Regions from separate parts of the Mus musculus genome. Here regions 1 and 2 are each linked to region 3. The links are chromatin loops, found by intact Hi-C in ENCODE. Cell type or tissue: left cerebral cortex. All regions are shown on one strand.

Region 1 (2,500 bases), 310 kb after region 3:
AGTGATATATGTCAAAAGACCCGGGTCTTTACCTTTCTTTTCTTTGTTGTTTGTTTCTTTCTCCCTCCTTTCCTCCTTCCCTTCACCCTCTCTCTTTCCTTTTTTAAAAAAGGCAAATGTATACTTGTAAATTCTACTTAAGCCTGTGCTCAAGTACTTCAATTCTGTTAACTGGAGTTAGAGACACAAAACAACCCACATGCTACAGAACTATTTTAAAGAAGATGAAGAAAGGATTGTGTGTGAATGCTGGTATATGTTCATGTGCCCATCACCCTGGCGCGCGCACGCGCACGCAAACACACACACACACACACACACACACACACACACACACACACACTGGTGTCAGATCTATGGACAGTCCTTAAATAGGCTGGTGACCTTGAACTTAGTTTGCCTATCTGGTCCTAGGTCTTCAGCTATGAAATGTGGCCAATAAGGAATGTTTTAGGGCCAGTCACTTCTGTCAAAGTCATTAAGACTCCACTTCAGTGATAAGTCACAATTGATTTGCATGGACACCTTGCAGGGTAAAACCCCAATAACCTAAGAGTTCAGACTGCTGGGTTTGGAACAGAAGGCCAGAGCACAGGAGCACAGTACCCTACTGGAAAGGGGTGGGGAGAGAGAGGAAGAGGGAGAGAAAAGGTAGGGAGGGGTAGGGAGGGAGGAGAGAGGAGGCCGGGGAGAGGGAGAGAGAGGGAGAGAGGGAGGAGAGACTGGGGGTGGGGGGTGGATGAGGGTGGAGGCAGGCTGAGTCAAGGTTGTAACCACTTTTCCTGGGAAGGACGCAGCAATATTTGTGCAAGCATGAAGGAGACCCACAAGCCACAGAATGGAGCATTGCAACCCTCCAACCTCGGACGCATCGAAAATTTTTACAAATCCAGGATGTATATATTCAGGAGAGGGAGACAGGGGGATTGGGCATTCCCAGGATGACAAAGGTTTCAGAGGCTTCTGCTTGAAGACTTTTGAGATGCAGAGTCCTCTGAAGAAGAGAGGACTGGGATCCCCAAAACAACAGTGGAGCAAAGAGCAGCTACAGCATCTGTCCTCAAGAGTCCTTTCCTGCGTGCCTCTGTTCACAGGGATGCCTACCTCGCCCTCATCCTTACTCCCACGCGGGTCTCTGCTTGGCCCACCGCGCCCCCACCCGGCGGGTTTCTCGGAATTCCCCCAGATCCACCCAGTAACGGTTTTTGGATCGGCAGCTTCCGACCCCTCCCCCTTTTCCTTTCTCACTGGAGCCGCAGTACCGCGCGCTTCTGCGAGGGGCAATCCGCCCCGGAACCGACGTGAGCGGCCCGGGGCGGGGTTAGTGGAAGCGGCCCAGGAATCCCCCAGTTCCAGCAGGGTCCTCTCGGCACCCCACACCTCTCTCTCACGCACGACTTGCCTACCCCCATCCCCCAGTCCAGTGCTTGTTCCCAGCCTCCTTGCCCAGCTCTGCGCTCCTCCCCGCCTCCCATCCCCACCCCCGCGCGCCTGGCACGGGCAGCCGAACTCGGCGCCGCCTCCATCAGAGCCGAGCCGGCGGCTCCGCTGAACAGCCGCCTCTGCGGCCGCCGCGCCGGTCCTCCGCGTCCTCTCCTGGTCCCGCCTTCCTAGTCCCTTCGCCCCGGTTCCCCTTCCCACCCTCTTCCCTCCTCCCTCTCCAGCCTTCCTCTGCGCTCTCTGGCTGCAGTCCGCGCCCGGCCCGCCACCGGGCGGGCAGGAGGACGGCGGCGACTCCACCATGAGCGACGAGGGCAAAAAACGGTCTAGCCGGGCGGACAGCCTCGAAGCTGAGCCACCTCTGCCCCCGCCGCCCCCACCCCCGCCTCCGGGAGAGTCGGTCCTGGTCCCCACCTCCCCACGCTACCGGCCGCCGCTGCCCGCGCCTCTGGAGCGCATCGTAGGGTCGGGCGAGCCGCCGGTAGAACTGGCCCCTCGGCGCAAGGGCGCAGGAGAGCCTCTACCGCCGCTGCCGCCGTCTCTGTTGCCCGGCGACCAGGAGGTGACAGCGGCGGGCGACTCCTGCGAAGGTCCTAGGCGCCTTCCAGAGGTGAAGCTCCCCGAGGCTGCGACGGGGAAAGGCAGCCCGGGGGAGCCCGAGGCCGGCGCGTGCCGGGAGGGCGAGCGGCGAGGCACCGGAGACCAGCCCGAAACACGCTCCGTATGTAGCAGCCGCAGCAGCAGTAGTGGCGGCGGTAGCGACCAGCGCTCGGGGCACCAGCACCAGCACCATCAGCCCATTTGCAAGATCTGCTTCCAGGGCGCAGAGCAGGTAAGGCCAGAGGGACCCCAGGTCTGCAGGCGGTGAGTCCTGGACCTGGACCGCAAGGGTAGAGCTTTCAGCACCACGGACAGCGCACGCCCCACAACTGAGCTTCCCTCTCCAGTTCTCTTTCTGAGAAGGCTGATAAAGTGTTCTGGTGGCCAATACAGAAGTAAATTAACCTACACCTTTTCTCTCTACCTTATTTTGAAGTCAGGTACTCCTAGGTACTATAAT
Region 2 (2,500 bases), 1.3 Mb after region 3:
TGCACTTATTCACACGTGGTCACACACATATGCACACATGAATACAACTAAAATCTCCTTTAGAGAGAGAAAATGATAGGTAATTCTAGATGGCCAGACAGGAATACACCATTTTGTGATGGGGCAGCTCTTTGGGGACATTTTACTTGGCAGATCTTTGTCTGTCTGTCTGTCTCCTCCCCCCTTATCCTTCATCTTCCTCCCACTCACTAGACAGTCTAAGTTCTAAAGGGTCTACCCAAATGGTGGAGATGTAAACTGGTAAAACTTCCTTGAGATTCCCAGAACCCACTATATCTGCTGTTCTCTGTCCATAGTCTTTAGCTAATTAGGTGCAGGAGGCCCATGACTCTGTTGTGTTTGGACAGAGAAAAAAGAAAAGAGACAGCAGACTAAATAACAAAGGCCTCTGCCTCCTAACCAATATCTCCATATCCTCCCTCTGTCCCTTCTCATAAAAGCCCTTTGTGCCCTGGAGGCCTCAGAGAAGGACTCTGTAACAAGAATCTCCTTCTTGCACCTTCCTATCCTCACATTCATCATGAACACCAAAGAGACCAAAGAGCACAAGAGCAGGATCACCCACGGACGGCGCCAAGGACAACTTCTGCACCTGCCAGCTTTGGTCCTGCTATGAGCACCAACAGTGGGAAGGAAGATAGGATTATGGAGGGGCACATTCCACACATTGTCCTAGGCGGGACAAGAACTCCAGGTGGATAGAAGGCTGAATTCAGAGCTTAAGAACCGACCTGTCTACTCCCCATGAGGGACTCTTCTCTAATTGATGAACGTCTAAAATCGTTTTCAAAGAATTAAAAAGAAAAATCTTATCTACAGCCACCATGAGCCAGACCGCAAGCACCCACACTTCTCCCCATACTACCAGCTCCTCCTCCACGAGGAAGATATATCCCTGTCGCCATTTTTTTTTTTTCAGAATAACCTGGAGTTCTCAGAACATACTGTAATTCTCCCAGGAACACAAAACAGAAAAACGACTGAGTATGGCTCGAACCAACTTCCATTTGACCTATGGGACACCTATTATCTACCAATATCCACCATGTTTTCCTATTCTGGGACTCTGTCCATCAGCCCTAACACTGGAATTCTGTCTACTCCAGCATATATTTACGACCCCATTCAGGCAGGGGGACACAAGGAAGACTGGTGTCTTCCCAGTAGCAAAAGAGTGGCCCAGGCAAGTTACATAGACTCTCTGTGCCTCAGTTTCCTTCTCAACAAAACAGCACTGTCTCCCAGAGTCCTATAAGGATGAAATATGATGACTATAAACCAAACATTAGTGTTCACATGCTAACTGGTACAATTATCTTGATTACTGCCAGAACATTTATTTACACAGTCCCCAGTCTTTTTACTCTACCTAGGACTAGCCTTTAGCTTTCAAAGCAGAATGGGGCAACCCGTTTAAATAGAAGAGTATAAATAAGACTGCGTTGAGAAGTGACTGAGCTGGAAGGTGTCCTACTGGCAGTGACACAGCAGTGGAGCGGTGACTTGTAGCTTTGCCCATTTCCACTAGATGGCGCTGATTTATTACAGCCCACCCACAACCCTTTGCATGTAAGTTACACAATAAAAGACACGTGCGTGAGGTACCTGGCAGGTATTGTTTTCTAAAGGTCTCCCTTGATTCTACTTCTGGCACGGGGCAGTACAGTCCTCTGCATCAGACCATGCACCACCCCTAAAGAAGGCAGGGATTGTCTTGTACTGGATTTATTTTAGAGAGAAGGTAGAGATCGTTGTCTTTTGAGATTACGATAAGGGGGTCACACAACCAACACATAAGGAATCTCTTTATGGCAAACACGGAGCATCATGAATTGCTGACATACAAGAAACCGACGCGACGCCAGTAGAGATTAGTGACAGTCTGAGGAGCTTTCCAGTAGGTTGTTTGCTCCATTGAGAAAAATCACACCATCACCTGCTGTTAAAGGGCAGCAGCTGAGCAGTGAGCTGTGCTGAATTTTCGGCTGCTGCCCAATTTGGAAAGTAAATTCCTGCCTTTTCTTCAGTTTCCAGGAACAATAGCCTCCTATTCCACCCACAGATGGAAACCCTGATGGAAGGTTGTTGTTGTTTTTCCCCCAAAAGGACCTTCCAGGATTCCCAGTAGTTGCTGTCTGGGCTTTATCTGTAGAGCTTGTAGGCCTGCCCGGGAACCACAAGGTGAGACAGCTCTTGGCACTCATTCTCTCCCAGTGAGGGCCCTGCTTCCCCAGACTGCACGGCTCTTTTCTCTGAGTGGAAAATATTCTCTTCACATCTCTCATCGGATTTCAGGAGAGCAGTTCAAGATACCTCTTGCTAAATGACGAGGAAGAGGGGGAGCTATTCGCCAAAAGGAAATATCTTGTTTTCTGTCTCCATGGCCAAGAATTGATTTCAAAAGAAGCTTGTTTAGACTGTTTTTGTTTTAAGTTCTAGTCAAGCATGGAGAAGAAGCCTTTGAGAGCTCTGTTACTGG
Region 3 (2,500 bases):
AATATAGCCTTCTACAGCTTATGTGATAAACTATTCATATTTGCTTATTTGTCAATTGTTTTATTTACATAAGTTGAAAACTACTCTGGGTACTATACCCAGGGTTTTACCCTTATGTGTTTCTATTTGGAAAGGTATTTGATTGCTTATATCTTAATTAATATTCATCTAAAAAACATAGCCTGCTTTTATTAGTAAACCCACAGGTGATGTTGATGCCACTGGCCTAGGGACCAATCTCTTAGGATAGTATGGGAGAATTACCTTTTGAAAACCATTTTTCTGGTGGAGCCTAGAATTAGCCATCCCAGACAGAGCTTAACATATTTATTAGTTTCCCTGCTCAGAAGTCAAGCCATATGATTTGGTTACTTCTCTATAAATGGCCAGAAAGCAATGATTTTGTGTACCATTCTGTCTTTGTGTACCATTCTGTCTCTAGTAATTGTTTAGATCTGCTTTGTAGCTCAAAAGTCAGTAGAGATGTAGGTGAGTGTGGCTGTGTTCCATTAAAATTTACAGACTAGTGGAGTGGATTTCAGACCTCTAACAGACAGACTTATACTTATAGGAACCTCAAATTGTTCATCTAGTAAATAACTTTACTTATGGGTTTTATTAGTGTAATTAGAGAAGTTGCAGACTTTACATTGCCCCTTAGTTTTCGTAATTTGAAATGTATATTCTCTTTTCTTTGTTTTGAAATTGTATTTACTATGGTTGTGAGTGGGTGGCGGGTATTTGTGTGCATATGCCATAGTACATATGGGAAGGCTAGAGGTAACTCTGTGGGCTTGATTCTCTATCCACCTTAATGTGCTTTCTGGGAATTGAACTCAGATTGCCAGGTCAGCACAGCTTACCCAGCTCTCTGGCCCTCTTTCCTTTTTGCTTAGTGTATTGCACTATTAATGGTAAGCCTGTGCATTGGTGTATACAACCATATTCGTAATGACATCAACATATATTGGAAATTAAAGTTAAGAATTCATTTCTCAAAGTTTTTTTGTTTCACTTGATTTCTGCAAATAACCACAGGTTTAAAGAGAATTTAGCTTAATCTTTTTGAGATATCACGTGGTTTTTCATCATTTAGGAAGGAGTGTATCAGCTTTGTCAATGTAGCTAAATAATACTTTGATGTTGTTAATCTGCCTGTGCATTTTAATATGTGCAGTAGCATCTCTGTCCTTCAGCCACTAGATGCCAGTATTACTCCATTTGTAACAATAAAGACATCTACAGTAGGTATCAGATTTCCCTGTGTGGTAAAATTTACTCCTGTTGGAAGACGACTGGAAGAGAAAACTGAACCAGAAAAAAGATGGTTTCATTTTTGTTCTGGTTCAGTTTTCCCAATATGGCTTGTAGACCTGATGTCAGAGTTATTCCCTGCTTCATCTTCTTTCTCTTGGGGCTTTTTAGCCTTTATATATTTTCCTAATATTGGTCTGTTTTTCCTGTAGTGTATTCCTGCTTATTTCTGTTTTCCTACTAGGATTCCTAAGGCTTGGTGCCATTCAAGATCTTTTGGGAAGCCTTTGGTTTATAACTCTGACTTGAAAGACCAGTGTTTAAATATTGCTCTTCTCAAAACAGGTGCCAGAGTGGGTCATCGCTCCTTGATGAGATACTACAAACAGCGATTTGGCTTGCCAAGAGCTGTGACAGTTGCTAGGAATCAAAAGGCTGTGGGCAGAGTTCTCCAGCAATACCGAGCCCTGGGGTGGATGGGCAGCACAGGTACACCATTCTTATATGCATGGATTTCGTGGGCGCTTGGGTGACAGGTTATCATTCGTGCTGTCCGTCTGACTCCTTTCCAGGGGAAGCTTGAGTCTTACTTCTGGGACTCCCATTATCTCAGGATACTTAGAACACTTAAGTCCAAGACTCCATGACTTAAAAAATTAATATTCCTGGTCTAGTAACTTAGTATGCATCATGAACCTTTCCAGAAGATAATATCTATAAAAAATCTTATAAATTACATGCAGAAATTATCTGGAGATAACTCAGAAATTAAATAGTACCTTAGTGGAGCTGTGGCGCCTAACATGGCATATGTAGTTTCACATTCTAATCTCACGTCATGAACATTATTAAATTTCACTTCTGCTTGCTCATTTGTGCAAGGGAAATGATTAAGAGGACCCACCTTAGAGTTGAGAGGCTTGTCTGACACAATGCATGTGTGAGGTAGTGCACTTACTACAGGTAGCCCAGCCCCCTTTGGCAGTTTTTCCCAATAGAAGTAGATTGCAATGAGTAAATCTGACAGCTGAAGTTATTAAGCTTTGAAACTACAATGTGCTGTTATTTAACTCTCATAGTGTGCTGTGCAAAACTGTCTTCTCTGCTCTTCTGGGAAATAAAGTCCAAATGGAGGTAGTGAAGATAATTTGCTCCTTTCTGATGTCCCAGAAAGCCTAGAGCCTAAAAACGTAGCAAACATCACTGTTTACAAAGTTCTGATATGCACAGTTCTTAGATGCACGTA

Evidence for each region. Peaks named below come from ENCODE experiments on the same cell type or tissue, not always from the same donor. Only the 100,000 strongest peaks of a DNase experiment are listed, where the experiment ranks them.
Region 1: it touches region 3 in a loop (4-fold over the local background); 9 of 42 quality-filtered maps call a loop at or near these places.
Region 2: a loop joins it to region 3, with 4 times the contacts of the local background. A loop is called at or near these places in 2 of 42 quality-filtered maps.

Annotation. Positions count from the first base shown.
Region 1 is chr15:26,307,521-26,310,020 of GRCm38, forward strand. Marchf11 (membrane associated ring-CH-type finger 11) reads left to right here and starts at 1,528. Exons shown (of 4, transcript NM_177597.6): 1 at 1,528-2,272. The coding sequence starts at 1,742. In left cerebral cortex, a CTCF peak has its summit at 1,255; DNase peaks (open chromatin) are centred at 1,287, 1,421 and 2,130; H3K4me3 peaks cover 1,727 bases; H3K27ac peaks cover 1,594 bases.
Region 2 is chr15:27,324,484-27,326,983 of GRCm38, forward strand. No RefSeq gene overlaps it. Among named protein-coding and RNA genes, the nearest start is that of Gm36899, 140 kb to the right of the region's middle. In left cerebral cortex, a CTCF peak has its summit at 1,541 (motif pointing right); DNase peaks (open chromatin) are centred at 1,554, 1,958 and 2,145; H3K4me3 peaks cover 348 bases; H3K27ac peaks cover 576 bases.
Region 3 is chr15:25,994,507-25,997,006 of GRCm38, forward strand. It overlaps Zfp622 (zinc finger protein 622), which reads left to right. Exons shown (of 6, transcript NM_144523.3): 5 at 1,600-1,743. Among named protein-coding and RNA genes, the nearest start is that of Zfp622, 11 kb to the left of the region's middle. In left cerebral cortex, a CTCF peak has its summit at 1,202 (motif pointing right); a DNase peak (open chromatin) is centred at 1,228.